Linked DNA regions of Homo sapiens: region 1 is linked to region 2. Evidence: chromatin loops called from intact Hi-C (ENCODE). Cell type or tissue: breast epithelium. All regions are shown on one strand.

What was found. Hi-C counts contacts between places; a loop is a spot of excess contacts. Peaks named below come from ENCODE experiments on the same cell type or tissue, not always from the same donor. Only the 100,000 strongest peaks of a DNase experiment are listed, where the experiment ranks them.
Region 1: a loop joins it to region 2, with 13 times the contacts of the local background. A loop is called at or near these places in 12 of 110 quality-filtered maps.

Annotation. Positions count from the first base shown.
Region 1 is chr11:63,948,117-63,956,116 of GRCh38, reverse strand. NAA40 (N-alpha-acetyltransferase 40, NatD catalytic subunit) reads right to left here. Exons shown (of 8, transcript NM_024771.4): 4 at 3,784-3,879; 5 at 3,552-3,710; 6 at 3,278-3,361; 7 at 2,068-2,145; 8 at 1-1,779. The coding sequence ends at 1,638. Among named protein-coding and RNA genes, the nearest start is that of NAA40, 13 kb to the right of the region's middle. In breast epithelium, no CTCF peak of the experiment used is centred here; a DNase peak (open chromatin) is centred at 3,826; H3K4me3 peaks cover 528 bases; H3K27ac peaks cover 1,501 bases.
Region 2 is chr11:63,889,088-63,897,087 of GRCh38, reverse strand. It overlaps MARK2 (microtubule affinity regulating kinase 2), which reads right to left. Exons shown (of 19, transcript NM_001039469.3): 2 at 1,750-1,929; 3 at 1,455-1,508. It also overlaps the pseudogene TRR-CCT9-1. Among named protein-coding and RNA genes, the nearest start is that of RCOR2, 24 kb to the left of the region's middle. In breast epithelium, no CTCF peak of the experiment used is centred here; no DNase peak of the experiment used is centred here; H3K4me3 peaks cover 588 bases; H3K27ac peaks cover 2,360 bases.

The DNA of each region.
Region 1 (8,000 bases), 59 kb before region 2:
AAGAGCAGCGCAAAGTGCTCAGCAGAGGGGCCAGGCTGGGTGAGGGAGGCCCTGTGTACACAGGCTCCTGCACAAGCAGGAATCCAGGTGAGAAGCAAGGACCACTCTGGGGAGATCTGCCAGGAGAGACTGCCAGAGTTGGGCAGAGGGTGGGATGTGAGCAGATGCTGAGGTCAGAGGGACCAACAGACCTCCACGAGAACAACTTCACGAAGGCTAGAACCTTTATGATACTCCCCACAGCAGAGCTCAGGGATATCCAAAGGGAGCTGTTAGGTGCTTTTTCCTTGATAAGGATTTGGCTTTTCTTCCCTGGAAGAGGAACAAGGCCTAGAGATCAGGATGAGCATTAGTTCTGAGCCTGCCTTTCTATCCTATGAGAGAAGAGGAAGGCTTTCTCCTTCCCCTGCTCCAGCCTGTTGCCACAGGGTGACACCAGAGAGAAAAGCAACTGTTGGCCACTGAGAGGCATTTCTGCTGCAGCCTGAGCTATGGCCCGGCTGGGCCACGGCAGTGGCACTAGTGCCTCACTGAGGCAGCGAGGGGCAAGCCTGAGGAGTGCAGGCAGAGGGGCCTGCTGCTGGCTGGGGGCTCTCTGAAGAGGGAGGGTGGCTGTGGGGAGGTGTGCCCTACCCTTAGAGAGCTATCAGCACCAAGATAGGAAAATCAATGGAGTTAACTACATGAGGAACGAGAAGTCCTTCTGGGGAAGATGAGGGGCTCCCTGATGTTATTCTCCCCTTGAGACTAAGAACAGAGGTATTTGGGGTAGAGGTGAGAGGCAGAGGAGAAAGAACGACGAGGGCTGGCAGACAAGAACAAGCAGAACCTCTGGCTTTCTTCTATGAATCAAAAGCTCAAGTCACTGCCATGAGACCAGGAGGTTAAGCTTAGAATGCAGCAACATCCAGGAGCCTAGAGAAGCAATCATCCCCATGGCGGGTCCCAAGAACACCTCATTGTTGGTCCTTTCAGGCTCTCTGACAGCGATGGAGAGGCAGTCTTCCTCCCAGAGTCAGCTGGTCCCAACATGAGCCCACTCCATGAATCCATAAAAACAGCTGGAAAGAGCTTTCTTCATTTCCCTGCATCTTGGCACAAAAGATCTTCCCAGTCTCCGTTAACAGCAATTCCAACTGCGCAAGCGTGAGTCTCTCTGAAGCCGCCCTCTACACCCAGATCTTACACCCAGTGTGTTCCTCTTTGGGGACCAGCAAACCCCAGACCCAGGACTCCAGAACTTTCATAAAGGTGGACATAAACATTCCATTTGTCCAAGTGTGTATGTGTCAGGGGAGGGGAGGTTGCCAGGAATCTAGGGGCTGCAGAGGTGCGAGAACCTCCACTGCAGGCCCCAGGAGCCAAATGAGGAGGCAGCCACTGTGGAGGATGAGCTTCACTGCCCGGCCCCACCTACTCTTCCCTCTCCCTTTCATTCCCTTCTAGCACTCTGGTCTCCTAGGAGAGGAGGAGCAGCTGATACCACTTCTCCCCAGGGTTCTGTGCTCTCAGGGCGCAGCCTGGCACGTGCAGGGCTGGGGAGGCCACAGCTCTGAGGACACCCGGTGAACAGTGAGACCAGGAAAGAGGAAAGGCCTTAGGAGAGAGCATTGTGACTTGAAAGTGGCTCTGAGAGTTCAGTGGCAGCAGCCACCACAGTGCCCACCCGCGTGGGAGTGATGGCTGTCCCCAAACTTGGTCCTCCGGCTCAGGATCTCATAGGAGCAATCCTCCCCACAGCAACCGGACATGCTGGGGGAAGAGTCATCAATTTCAAATCTGCAAGGCAGGCAGGAGAAAAGGGTTGGTGGCAGGCAGCTGAGTGCCTTCCTCCCTGGCCCGAGAACTCTTCTACCAGCCACACTGATGAGACCCTTAGGATGAGGGTGCAGGAGGTGGACAGTGGACCAAATCAGAGAGCACTGCCATACCATCTCCCTGAACCTGAACCCCCATGGACCACTGGACCATGAGCTCAGGCATCAGAATGAGTGAGGGCCAGGACCAGAAAAATGGCCCTGGGCAGGCCCACCTACCACCCAGAAGGGCCCACACCCAGCTCCTTACTGCAACGCTTCTCTGAAGAACTGGTAGGCACCATGATTGTGTTTAAATACTGTTAACATAACCTTCTTCATCTGTGTGCTGGAAGAAAGCAGAGCAAACGCCTTTTAGAAAGAGAAACATGGCCAGGCATGGTGGCATGCACCTGTAATCCCAGCACTTTGAGGGGCAAAGGTGGGAGGATCATTTGAGCCCAGGAGTTAGAGACCAGCCTGGAAAACATAGTGGGACCCCATTTCTACAAAACATTTAAAAATTTAAAAAAATCAGCCCAGTATAGTGGCATGTGCCTTTAGTCCCAGCTACTCCAGAGGCTGAGGCTAGAGGATCACTTGAGCCTGGGAGGTAGAGGCTGCAGTGAGATACGATCACACCACTGCACTCCAGCCTGGGTGACAGGGTGAGACCCTGTCTCAAAAAAGAAAAGACACAGAGACTAAGGTCATGCTTCCTTTCCTTTCTGCCTTTGTCTGTTACCTCCCTTTCACCCACACGAGTGTTCCTGAATTTGGCCTCTAGCCTCTGGAGGTCTTGGACCCCCACACAGCACTCACTGCTTCCCCCATCACAGGCTGATCAGACTGCACAGGCATCGGCCCTGACCAGACTGGCTTCTTCCAGAGCAAGGATGTTTCCCACTTCCTCTCTGTAGCACCATTACTTCGGTACAGAAGGTGGCAGAGATTAGAAACTCAAAAGATGCTCACTGGCCAGGTGTGGTGGCTCATGCCTGTAATCCCAGCACTTTGGGAGGCTGAGGTAGGTAGATCACCTGAGGTCAGGAGTTCGAGACCAGCCTTAACATGGAGAAACCCCGTCTCTACTAAAAATACAAAAATTAGCCAGGCATGGCAGTGCGCGCCTGTAATCCCAGCCACTTGGGAGGCTGAGCAGAAGAATTGCTTAAACCCGGTACGTGGAGGCTGCAGTGAGCCAAGATGGCACCATTGCACTCCAGCCCGGGCAACAAGAGTGAAACTCTGTCTCAAAAAAAAAAAAAAAAAAAAGATGTTCACTGCACTGAGCTAAACAAACAAAATCTGGAGTCATAATAAGGCAGGGAGCATCTTACTGAGAGGGTTCTAAGACACCTTTCTCCCAAAACATGCCTATGAGCCTCCTCCTCCAACAAGGCTCAAAGAATGGCAAGTGCCTCAGTGACAGCTCCTTCCAACTGAGTGCTATATGGGCCTCCTAAGAAGGGAGGCCTTACCTGTTGGCCATGAGCTGCAGGATCTGTATGAGGAACTTCCCCAGGCCTTTCCGCCGCACCTTGCTTTCCAACTGCACTTCATAGCTAGGTGAAGAAAGCAGAGAGGTGAGCGTGCAGGATGGGACATGAAGAGGCTGTAAGGTCTGGCAGAGGAGCTTGCAGTCCTTGGCAGCTCATAGACCTAGGTAGGTCCAGGGGCTTTGTCACCTGGCTGGAGTGCCTGGAACATCGCCAGGGTCTCTCTCCCCTACCTCCCCCAAGCCATGGCTCCTACCAGTACAGGACTTCATCCCCACACTCCACGTCAAACCGGAAGTGAGAAAAGGCAACAGGGACGGAGCTGTTTTCCCACGCGATGAGGTACCAGGCTCGGTCATCTGTCATTTCCTCCCGTTTCTCTCGGTCCTTCCAGCCCCACTCGCTCTGCTCATACCTGGGGAATTTGGGAGCAGTCAGACGGGAAAGCTGCGAGAGGAACTAGGCTCCCCTGGTTGGGACAAGCTTACATGGTTTGCATATTCGTTTTGGTCAGGTCGAAGGCCCAATCCACGGTGGCTGGCTCCAGTCCAGACACTCGCTTACATTCAATGGAGACATTCAACCTGAGAAGAGGACAGGACGTGTACGGAATTGGTTACAGCACTCCTGCCAGGGCACTGCTGTTCCTCCCTCAGAATCACAGGGAGGAAGGCCCAGTCTCAGTTACTGCACAGAGAAAAGCCAACCCTGTATCTGCCCCAGCATGACTAGAGAAGGTGCAGGAACAAAGTCTTTCAGGCTGAGATTAACAACTGTGGCCACACGGCCCACCCCCCAACCACAAGGCCCGTTTCCTGCCTCCCCAAGCTGTCCTAATCCGCCTCGGCACTTTGTAAACTTCTTGTCCCTCTCTGCTCTCTCTTTATTCTTTTTCTACCTTTTCTGTCTCTTCTGTACTTTGTTATAAACACTCATGTCTTCTGTTATTTAGTTCCTGCCCTTAGGCATTTTTCCTGTTGCTGTAATTTCTGAGCTGACTCCTCACTAGGCTCCCATGGGACCCCATTCCTCTTATCTACCAATTGCGCCTTCAAAACCACTGGGTGACCCTAGGTCCTTCGAGAAGACTACGGCTCAACACGCCCCACCCCGCCCCAGGAGTCCTGCCTGCCTCATCTGAGCAGGGGGGATACTCTCAGCTGATCAAACAGATTGAGGCAGGAATGGTGGCTCACACCTGTAATCCCAGCACTTTGGGATGCCAAGGCATATGGATCACCTGAGGTCAGGAGTTCGAGACTAGCCTGACCAACATGGTGAAATCCCGTCTGTACTAAAACTACAAAAAAATTAGCTGGGCATGGTGGTGGGTGCCTGTAATCCCAGCTACTCGGGAGGCTGAGGCAGGAGAATCGCTTGAACCTGGGAGGCGGAGGTTGCAGTGAGCCAAGATCGTGCCATTGCACTACAGCCTGGGCAGTGAGAGCGAAACTCTGTCTCCAAACAAACAAAAAAAAACCGGGTGAAGCAGGCTTCAGCCCAACACTGTTTTTCTAAACCCACAAATGCCTAAGTGTTAAGGTATCTGTTTCTAAATGAAATTTAAGTAAAAAACAGTTAAACTCCTTGACTGATCTGTGAAATCACATTCCCTAGAGAGCACTACATTCTGAAAGGACTAGAGTCAGCAAACTCTAAGCCTTTAAAGAGCTCCCGTATCAATACCTTTCAGTGACCTTTGACACAACCCCCAGAGGATGTACGCACTGGAATCCCATCACCTCTACTGACTGGCACACCACACTCAGCCTTATGAATTCAGAACTCCCTGCCCCTGAAGCATCTTCCTTTCTTTATCACCCACTTAGCCATCACAGCTGCCCAAACACAGCACTGCACCTATCTTAACTATAAAATGTCCAAAGCCCACCTGCAGGTACGAATTCTCCATTAAAGTACATGAAAGTAAGATCACAACCACAGGAACCACACAAAATTCAAGGCACCAGAGGAGCCCAGACTTGGCTGGCAATGCCTGTTTTGGAGCTATTCCACATTTCTGGAAGTCAATGGGAATACGGAATATGAAAACACTATGAGGCCGGGCACAGTGGCTCACGCCTGTAATCCCAGCACTTTGGGAGGCCGAGGCGGGCGGATCATGAGGTCAGGAGTTCGAGACTAGCCTGGCCAACATAGTGAAACCCCATCTTTAATAAAAATACAAAAAATTAGCCGGGCGTGGTGGGGGGTGCCTGTAATCCCAGCTACTCCGGCGGCTGAGGCAGGAGAATTGCTTGTACCAGGGAGGCAGAGGTTGCAGTGAGCCAAGATCATGCCATTGTACTCCAGCCTGGGCGAGACTCTGTCTCAAAAACAAAAACGAAAACACTATGAGATATCACAATATGGGATATCTAAAGTATGTCAAAAGACTTTCCAGGCCGGGCGCAGTGGCTCACGCCTACAATCTCAGCACTTCGGGAGGTTGAGGCAGGTGGATCACCTGAGGTCAGGAGTTCGGGACCAGCCTGGCCAACATGGCGAAACTCCGTCTTTACTAAAAATACAAAAATTAGCAGGGCGTGATGTCATGTACTTGCAGTCCCAGCTACTCAGGAGGTAGAGGCAGGAGAATCACTTGAACCCAGGAGGCAGAGGCTGCAGTGAGCCGAGATCGTGCCACTGCACTCCAGCCTAGGCACAGAGCGAGACTCTGTCTCAAAAAAAAAAAAAAACAAAAAAAACCTCATACCAGCTGCTACTTACTGAGCTGCATATATTCTCTTTCTTCCTTAAAAAAAACCTTCCAAGTTTGGCTGGGCACGGTGGCTCACACCTGTAATCCCAGCACTTTGGGAGGCCGAGGCGGGCGGATCACAAGGTCAGGAGATCGAGACCATCCTGGCTAACACGGTGAAACCCCATCTCTACTAAAAATACAAAAAATTAGCCGGGCGTGGTGGCGGGTGCCTGTAGTCCCAGCTACTCGGGAGGCTGAGGCAGGATAATGGCGTGAATCCGGGAGGCTGAGCTTGCAGTGAGCCGAGATGGCGCCACTGCACTCCAGCCTGGGTGACAGAGCAAGACACCATCTCAAAAAAAAAAAAAAAAAAACAGCTTGCAAGTTTGGCATCATCATCCTATTTGACAGGTAAGAAAATGAGGCTTGAGGAATATGAGTGACTTCTCCAAGTAGAGTTATTAAGAAGCCCAGCTACAATTCAATCCCCCAGAGCCCCAGTTTATCCCCAAGCCAAGATGTTACATTCTGGAAGCACAACTCATCAACAGCATCTCAGGTAAGGCAGATTATACTTCCTATTTTAGAAACCAAAACGAGAAAAAAACGTGAGGGGGCCTTCACTCCAGAGCCTATAGTTAACTGGATCAGTAATAGTAACAGCAAACAGGGTGAGGGTTGAAAATTTACCTATTGGGTACGATGATTACTATTTGGGTGATGGGTACACTAGATGCCCAACCCCACCACTACACAGCTGCACATGTACCCCGCGAATCTAAAATAAAATTTTAAAATAAAATAACAGCAAACACTTATCTAGCTTTTATTATGCTGCAGGAACTAACACTTTACATCTTATCCTCCTGACAAGTCCATGAGAAAGGTACTATTATTAGAACCATTTTTGGTTTTTGGGTTTTTGTTTTGTTTTGAGACAGGATCTTGCTGTCACCCAGGCTAGAGTGCAATGCTGCTACCATGGCTCACTGCAGCCTGCATCTCCCAGGCTCAAGCAATTCTCCCACATCAGCCTTCTCAGTAGCTGGGAATACAGGCATGTGCCACCATGCCCAGCTAATTAAAAAAATTTTTTTTTTGTAGAGACAGGGTCTTCCTATGTCGCCAGGACTGGTCTTGGACTCCTGGGCACAAACGATCCTTCCAACCTCAGCCTCCCAAAGTGCTGGGATTACAGGTATGAGCCACCACACCTGGCCCAGGCCCATTTTTAAATAGAAAATTGAGGAACAGAAAGGTTAAGTAATTTGTTCAGGGTCAGCTGGGCACAGCACTTTAGGAGGCCGAGGTGGGAGGATCACTTGAGGACAGCAGTTTGAGACCAGCCCGGGCAACATAGGCAAGACCCCTTCTCTACCAAAAAATATATACATTTTTTTGAGATGGAGTCTTGCTCTGTTGCCCAGGCTGGAGTGCAATGGCGCAATCTTGGCTCACTGCAAGCTCCGCCTCCCGGGTTCACGCCATTCTCCTGCCTCAGCCTCCCGAGTAGCTGAGACTACAGGTGCCCGCCACCATGCCTGGCTAATTTTTTATATTTTTAGTAGAGACGGGGTTTTACCGTGTTAGCCAGGATGGTCTCGATCTCCTGACCTCGTGATCCGCCCACCTCGGCCTCCCAAAGTGCTGAGATTACAGGCGTGAGCCACCACGCCCAGCAAATATTTTTCTTTTTAAAGAAGAAAAGTAATTTGTTCAGGGCCAAATAGCCAGGAATTGGCTTTTAACAATTATACTGTATACTCAGGGAAAGAGCACTAGATTGGAAATTAAAAGCCCCTCAGCTGTCAGGGGAAACTCCATAAACTCAGAAAGCTCATTTGACTCTCTGGGCCTCAGTTTCCCATGCATTAAATGTGAGTGTCAGCCTAGATAATTTTCCAAGTTTGTTTCAGCTCAATGATTCTTTGCAGAGAGAATAATCAGTCCTGAAGAGACATCAGGCCAGGCGCGGTGGCTCACACCTGTAATCCCAGCACT
Region 2 (8,000 bases):
ATGTTCATTTTTCAGGGATCATTGCTGAGATCACATTTTTGGCCAGAATCAGACTGGCTTTAGTAACAAAGAGTCTCAAAAGGTTTTGAAAATGGCTCTATTTGTCTGGTGTTGGTGCCTTCCAGAGAGTCAGGAAGAATTAGGGAGAAAACCAAGAAGAATTAGGGAGAAAAACAAGGTCAGGAATAAGATGGCTTGGTGGACTGGCGATTATTACGATGGCAGGCTAGACTGCTCCCAAGGCCAAATGGCCTACCCCACGCTGACTTCTTCTGTGGGGCTGGAGCCAGGATGTCATAAGCAGCCCTTTTTCCCTTCCTCCTGGAAAGCTTCAAGCAGAGACACCCTGATGATGACAACAATGTTTCTACTGAACTGAAGAACCCTTGAAGGGATCCCAGGGGTAACAATAAATAGGAAACACCTTGGTTCTGGCTATTTGCATGTCCGGAGAACAACTCATCCACTCTAATTCCATGAGCATCGCCCTCAACAACAATCCTCAGCCCTTACTCCTAAGGTTCCCAGTATCACTATCTGACTCTGTTAGCACGAATCATGCCTTCTCCTAACTCAACTGCCACAATATGCTTATGGAGAAAATATCTGATTTGCCACAAGATGAACAGAACTAGGTTTTGTTCAGAAAATTTGAGCTGGAGCTCATTCTCTAAAAGGTAGCTGGCACAGAACCCACCGGCAGGTTCCCTGCTTCCTCTTATTCTTGTATTTCTAAAGCCACTCCCCTGTATCATTCCAGATCTTGAAGTAGCTGCACGTGTTTCTAGTAGTGGCTACAAACATGTGTTTTTGCATAGGGCTGGCCACAAGCCAGAAGATAACAAGATGCAGGAAGTAGGTCAGACAGGTAGGCCAAGTGGCTGGGAATGAACAGAAAGACTTCACAAGAGCCAGTGCCTATGGCCAGGAAGCCCACTCAGGAGGAGTCACCACAGATGATCCAACCAAAGCCCCGAAGGTAGCAGAGCCATGGGAGGGAATGGTTGGGGGACGGTGAGCGAAATGGCCAGAAAATTTAAACTAGGAATTCAAGAGAAGGTCTAAATGGGGTCAGTAGATCATTGACCCCAGAAGAGAGATTTAGAAAGGGACAGGTGGGCTGGGGGCAGTGGTTCACGCCTATAATCCTAGCACTTTGGGAGGCCGAGGCGAGCGGATCACTTGAGGTCAGGAGTTCGAGACCAGCCTGGCTACCATGGTGAAACCCCATCTCTACTAAAAATACAAAACTTAGCCAGGTGTGGTGGCGGGTGCCTATAATCCCAGCTACTCGGGAGGCTGAGGCGGGAGAATCGCTTGAAACCAAAAGGCGGAGGTTGCAGTGAGCCGAGATCACACCATTGCACTCCAGCCTGGGCGACAAGAGTGAGGCTCTGACTCAAAAAAAAAAAAAAAAAAAAAAAAAAAAGGGACAGGAGGTGCCATGTGCTTACTTTCTGGAGGCTGGAGGAGTTCAGTTGAGTCTTGTCAATGATCTTCACAGCTACCTGAGGATGAGACAAAAAGGCCCCAAATCACTTCTCTGACCAGCGAAACCCAGGATTCCAATCTACTTCCTCCTTTATATTTCTTACTCCTTTTCATCCCACAGCTTTTTGCACCCCTATATCTCAGATCTCATTTCTGCCGGATAAACAAGAGGTTGGCTGCAGTAGTAGTCCCATCACCACCTGCTGGAGTGTCAACAGGGCTGGGAGGTGCTGCCATGTCCCCAGTCCCAGTGCTCACCTCTTTCCCAGTCAGGATGTGTCGGGCCAACTTCACCTTGGCAAAATTACCCTTGCCAATGGTCTTGAGGAGCCGGTAGTTTCCAATGTGGGGCTGCTCATCAGCAGAGGTGGCTGAGTTGCGGCCCCGAATCATGTTGGACTTACTGCTGGGCTTGGAGTCAAGGTGTCCCAAGGTGGGCTGCGGGGTGGAAACAGAGATACCATTACATGCCACACTTCCAGTCCTCTAAACGCTCTCTGCAAAATATATAAGGGATGAGGGTGCAGGGGCAGATTCCAGGGGGCTGGTAGGCATGTGAAGAATGATATGGCAGCAGAAGAAAGGAGAGGGGGCTGAGGTGACAGCCAGTCTTCACTCCAGAGAAGCACATCATAAGGTCCAGTGCCCAGGTCCTGTGGGTGGCAAAGCTCAGGAGCAGAGCTGTCCCATCACTGGCTCCCTGAACCTCCATTGGCAACACAACAGCTCGTCTGGTTCAGGAGGGAGAGCCGGTACCCTGCCTCCCTCCATGCTGCCTGTGCACACTGCGAGAAGACTGCATCTCAAAGTCATGGTAGCTACATGGTCATAACTGCTTCAACGCCCTCATCGCCACCCAAAACTTACATGAACCTTTATTTTTTATTTATTTATTTTTTTGAGACAGAGCTTTACTCTTGTTGCCCAGGCTGGAGTGCAATGGTGCGATCTCAGCTCACCGCAACCTCCACCTCCCGGGTTCAAGCAATTCTCCCACCTCAGCCTCCCGAGTAGCTGGGATTACAGTCATGCGCCACCACGCCTGGCTAATTTTGTATTTTCAATAGAGATAGGGTTTCTCCATGTTGGTCAGGCTGGTCTCAAACTCCTGATCTCAGGTGATCCGCCCGCCTTGGCCTCCCAAAGTGCTGGAATTACAGGCGTGAGCCACTGCGCCCAGCCATAATAACTTTGTTGGGTAGAAACGTAGTAGCCCTTCCTGCATGGAAGGACTGCATGGCCGAAGTCGAACCCGAGTCTCCCGCGTAGGAGACGAAATTTCTGCCGCTGAACTACGAATGCCCCACTGAACCTTTGTTATTTATCACTTTACATTTATTTGCCATCTCCCCCAGTAAAAATGGAAGCACATGAAAGCAGGCATATATTCTTTATTCACTGATACATCCCAGCACTTAGAGAGACTGGCTTATGTTTGCTGCTCAATGAATACTTGTACAATGAAAGAACTGAACGATTAGGTCTGAGCAAGGCAGCAGTCTGCCCTGCTCTGCCACCCGGCTCAAATGAGGGGATGAGGAAGCAGAAGCTACAACTACCAGCACTGAAGAGGCATATAAACATAATACGGGTTGAATATCCTTTATCCAAAATGCTTAGGACCAGAAACGTGGCAGATTTTAAATTGTTTTGGATTTTGGAATATTTGCATATACATAATCAGATATCTCAGGGATGGGACCCAAGTCTAAACATTTATTTTTCATGTGTACATTATATACATGGCCTGAAGGTAATTTCATGACATTTTAAAATAATTTTGTGCATGAAATAAAGTGATTGAATTTTGCTTATAACCTGTCATATGGGGTTACGTGTAGAATTTTCCACTTGTGGCATCATGCTGGCACTCAAAAAGTTTAGATTTTGGAGCATTTTGGCTTTTGGATTACGGATGTTCAACCTGTACAAAAAGGGTATGGTCTAGACAAAAAACATACATCTATGTGAAGACGTGTACATTCCTCAAAGTGCTAAACACAGACTATATGAGCCAGCAATTCCGCTCCTCAGTATATACAAAAGAGAAATGAAAACAGAAATCCACAAAAAACCTGTAACCAAGGTTCACAGCACCATAATCCATAATAGTCAAAAAGTGGAAACAATTCAAATGCCCATCAGCTGGATGAACGGATAGACAAACGTAGCATATCCTTACCGGGGAATATTGGTTGGCAGTAAAAAAGAATATATGCTACAACACAGAAGAAACTTGGATAAACTTATGGTATCTCACTAAAACTGTTCAGAGTCTAGGCCAGGCAAGGTAGCTCATGCCTAAATCCCAGCACTTTAGGAGGCTGAGGCAGGAGGATCACTTGAGGCCAGGAGCTTGAGACGAGCCTGGGCAACATAGGGAGACTCTGTCTCTACAAAAAATTAAGAAATTAAGAAATCTTGGGAGGTTGAGGCAGGTGGATTGCTTGAGGTCAGGAGTTCGAGACCAGCCTGGCCAACATAGTAAAACCTTGTCTCTACTAAAAATACAAAAAATTAGCTGGGCATGGTGGATTACAGGTGCCTGTAATCCCAGCTACTAGGGAGGCTGAGGCAGGAGAATTGCTTGAACCCAGGAGGAGGAGGTTACAGTGAGCTGAGATCGCACCACTGCACTCCAGCCTGGGCAACAAGAGTGAAACTCCGTCTCAAAAAAAAAAAAAAAAAAAAATTAAGAAATCAACTGGGTGTGGTGGCATGCACCTATAGTCCCAGCTGCTCTGGAGGATGAGGCGGGAGGATCGCTTGAACCCAGGAGGAGTTCGAGGCTGCAGTGAGCCATGATCATGCCATTGTACTCCAGCCTGGGTGATAGAGCGAGACCCTGTCTCAAAAAAAAAAAAAAAAAATGCAGAGTCTGGTCTAACTCCTGATTAGCGCCCTGGTTTACATCTCACAAAGAACATCTGGAGCGATCGCTCCAGCATACTGCAACAAAGCATATGAGGCCAGAGCCTCATCCCAGAACCATCCAGAGCTGCCTTGGAAACTTCAAGGAAACAGTCTGGAGGGCAGCAGGGTGACCAGAGGAGTGTGAGTGAAAGTTCTTCCTTTCATGGCCCCTGCTGGCTGTACGTGAAGCACTCAAAAACCACAGAGAAAAAAAGAATGACTTGCTACTACCCAAGGAACTGTCCAGCATTCCTAGACAAGAAGCTTGCTAGCTCAACCAGATGCTTTTCAGGCAGAAACGACAGCAGCAAGTTAAGTACAGTATCCTGATTCTGACATTTCCCCTTCTTCACTGTGCCCACGTAGGGCCTTTGCATGGTAGCTGCAGGCTGTCTTTTGGTGAGCTGTTTGACCAGATCCCAGAAACACATGGGGTTGGACCTTGGAGGAGGAAGATCCCATGCATTTGGTAGATGTTTGAAGGGGGAGGCTCCTCACATCCCAGAAGAGGCCCTTTTAACTTCCTTCTCTCTTCCTCATCAACCTTTGCATCTCCATGAAGCCCCCCAGCTCTTATTGTCTGCTCATTCCAGCCCACAGAGCTCTCTGGTGCTCTGTTCTCCACGCACCCTGTAGCTCACCTAAGCCTGGTTGGTCCTCAAACAGTGTCTGCAAGACAAGTGGATTTTTAAATACCTGCTTTTTTCCCTTCCAAAGGAACTCTAGGGTTCACACCCCTTGGAGAGAAGGGCATTTCTAGGCCCTGCTGGCACCTGATTGGGCCAGCCTCCTGAAGGGTACCCTAGCCCTGTCCAGCAGGGTACTGAAAGCCTGGTCTCCTCAGGCTACCTTTTTCTCAGCCCCATCCTCCCTTTCAGTGCTGCTAGACTGCCTCCAACCCTACCCATCTGCCTAACGGGCAATGAACAGGAAAAAACCTTCCTTCTGCCCCAACTCCTACGAGAGGAAGATGGGTGGGAAAGTTTCCTTGGCAACCTCTAGTTCACCTTCTAAGTTTGTTGTCACTCCCTGTTTCTCCGAGGATATAAGCCCAAGGCAGCAGGAAGTGTGACGGTCTCTAAGTTCTCAAAATCCAGACCAGGGATTTAGCATCTACCTGCAGACTTGGGCCTTTTGCCAACTGAGACCAAATCTGGGCATCCCATGCCCATCCTGAGCTCTGCTCTGCCCATCCCTCTTGGTGAACCGAGGGGCTGGTCTGTGTGGCACAGCAGGTCAGCATTCCCTGCCTGGCCCTGCTGCACAAGTGGGCCTCAAGGAGCTTAACAACCACAAGCAAGATTGTACCATTCATTCTCTTCCTTTCTGGTTAAGACTGTAGATGTCGGAGATAAGCTGCCAGGTTTCAAATCCTAAATCTGTCACCTACTCAGCACATATTAACTTTATTATTATCATCAACATCATCAAGCCAGGCACAGTGGCTCATGCCTTTACAGGCAGCACTTAGGGAGGCAGAGGCAGGAGGATAGCTTGAGCCCAAGAGTTCAAGACCTGCTGTTCACAAAAAGGAAAAAAAAAAAAGAATATATTTAAAAAGGCAATACAGTGAGACCCCCATTCACAAAAAGGAAAACACACACACACACACAAACAAACACAAAAAGCCCCAAAATAAAACAAGTGTAACATCAACATTGTCAAGAAGGAGGTGAGACTATTACAAATGGGGAAGAGAACTACCCAAAAAACGACCAGTGGCCAATACTGCCAGACATCTGTGCCAGGGAGGATCCCGAGGAACTCTGCAGTCCAACAGAATCAGGTTCAAGCCCTGGCTCCCCCACGTACAAGCTTTAATTTCCTTATCTGTAAAGTGGCAATAAACATTCCCTACTTTACACAGGTAGATGAAAGAGCACATGTAAAATGCCTTATCCGATGTTCAATAAGAGCAATCATTATGTCCCCAAATACTACTGTCTGCCAATCCAGAAGTCTCACTGTCAAAACAACCTTCCAAATCGAAGTTGAGCCCGCTAAGCCAGCTACAGCTCAGCTGAAGGCTGACAAGAGATGCTACGGGCCTTTCCGCAGAAGGGGCCAGGTTGAGTGCCCGCTCTCCTCCAGACCTGGTGAAATGCCACACTCCCTCAACCTGTTGCTAGCCGACACCAGCACCTCTAGCCTTCAAAAGAGGGAAGGAGGAGAGTCAGGAACTCAAGACAGGGTGGCTGTGAAGGGCTGGTCCCACGCTGGGTATCCAGGACAGGGAAAGAGAGGAGGTTCTGCTTGTTCAGGAGCCAGAGAAGCAACAAGCACTGGTGCTTGCTCTTTGATCCCCTGCTCCAAAGTCACCAACCCCCTTTTCGGGACTGAACCATCCAACTCAGAGGACTCCAAGTGCTCAATCCTTCCCTTACTTACCCCTGCACCCCTTCTTCTATGCTGTAAGATGTTTCCCACAGCAGGGATGTGAGCCAGGGTAAGGAGGCAAGCCACTGGAAGGAAGCAGAGAAAAGAAAAAGGGAAAAGAGAGGAGAGAGTCTCCAACAGAAATGCTTCTTGGGCCAAGGCCCCAAGTGAGGCAACTTCCTCACCTAGCTTCTTCCCTGAAGGATAAAGAGGTAAGAGTATGCAGTGGCTAATATGGAGAGAGAGTTTCTCTTTTTTGGTTCTGGCTGCACCATTCAGCTTGGCCCTGGGTCTCACCAACAGGATGGCAGGCTGAGGATTAGCTGCCCTGCTGGGCCAACTCAATAGGACCTGGCAAAAGCCACGCTCTCCCCTCTACCACCATCCTCCCTGCTTATAGTAAGACGTGGCACACCAGGCACTCCCAAAGCTCTGGCCTATATCATACTCTAGACAGGCCCTAAAGGATGGAGGAGGTCTGTCAAGAGTAGACCCTATGGCTCTCAAGTAGCCTTTAGAAAGAATAAGGGGTCACCCTGCAAGGCAGTTATTTGGAACCAAAAGGCAAACCAAGTAGTTACTAAGCAGGCCTGATTCAGAAGTAGGGCTGAAACAGCTTTGGGGTCTGCTACTGAGAGGAAGAGAGAAGGCAGGACATGGAGGAGAAAATAAAAAGATAGTTTTGCATCCACTGGGCCTGTCAGGCCCCTTCCGCCTGGGATCTCAGACTCGGCCTAGGTGTGTTGTCAGGCTTGCCCGGAAGACAGCCTCCACCCCGAGAGGCCTGGCGCTGACTCAGGTAGGCAGGGCCCCTGCCCTAATGCTGGAGGCTCCTACCAACAGTTGTCCCATGGAGAAGCTCATGCTTTGGGGCTCTGCATTCAGGGCTGGCTTCAAGTGTCCTTTGGCTTCCCGAGGGCTGAGAAGGAGCCAAACCAGGAGGGGTGATATTCCCTGGCCAGAAGCAGAGTAAGCCAGGCACTATAGAGTTGGGGGAGAAAAGTGTCCCTTGGGCACCAGTCCTGGGCAATGGCCCCAGATCCTAGGCTCCCCCTCACTGTAGCACGGGAGCATCCTCTCTGAGGCCTCAGGCCTCTGCCTCCCACCAGCCCCTCCTCGCCCACTTGTCAAGCTGCTTGTTCTCAGGGGAGACCCTTCTGGTATGTGCCCCCTCTTCCTTTCCTAGTCAATGCCTCTTCCACATCTGGACACCCTTCCCA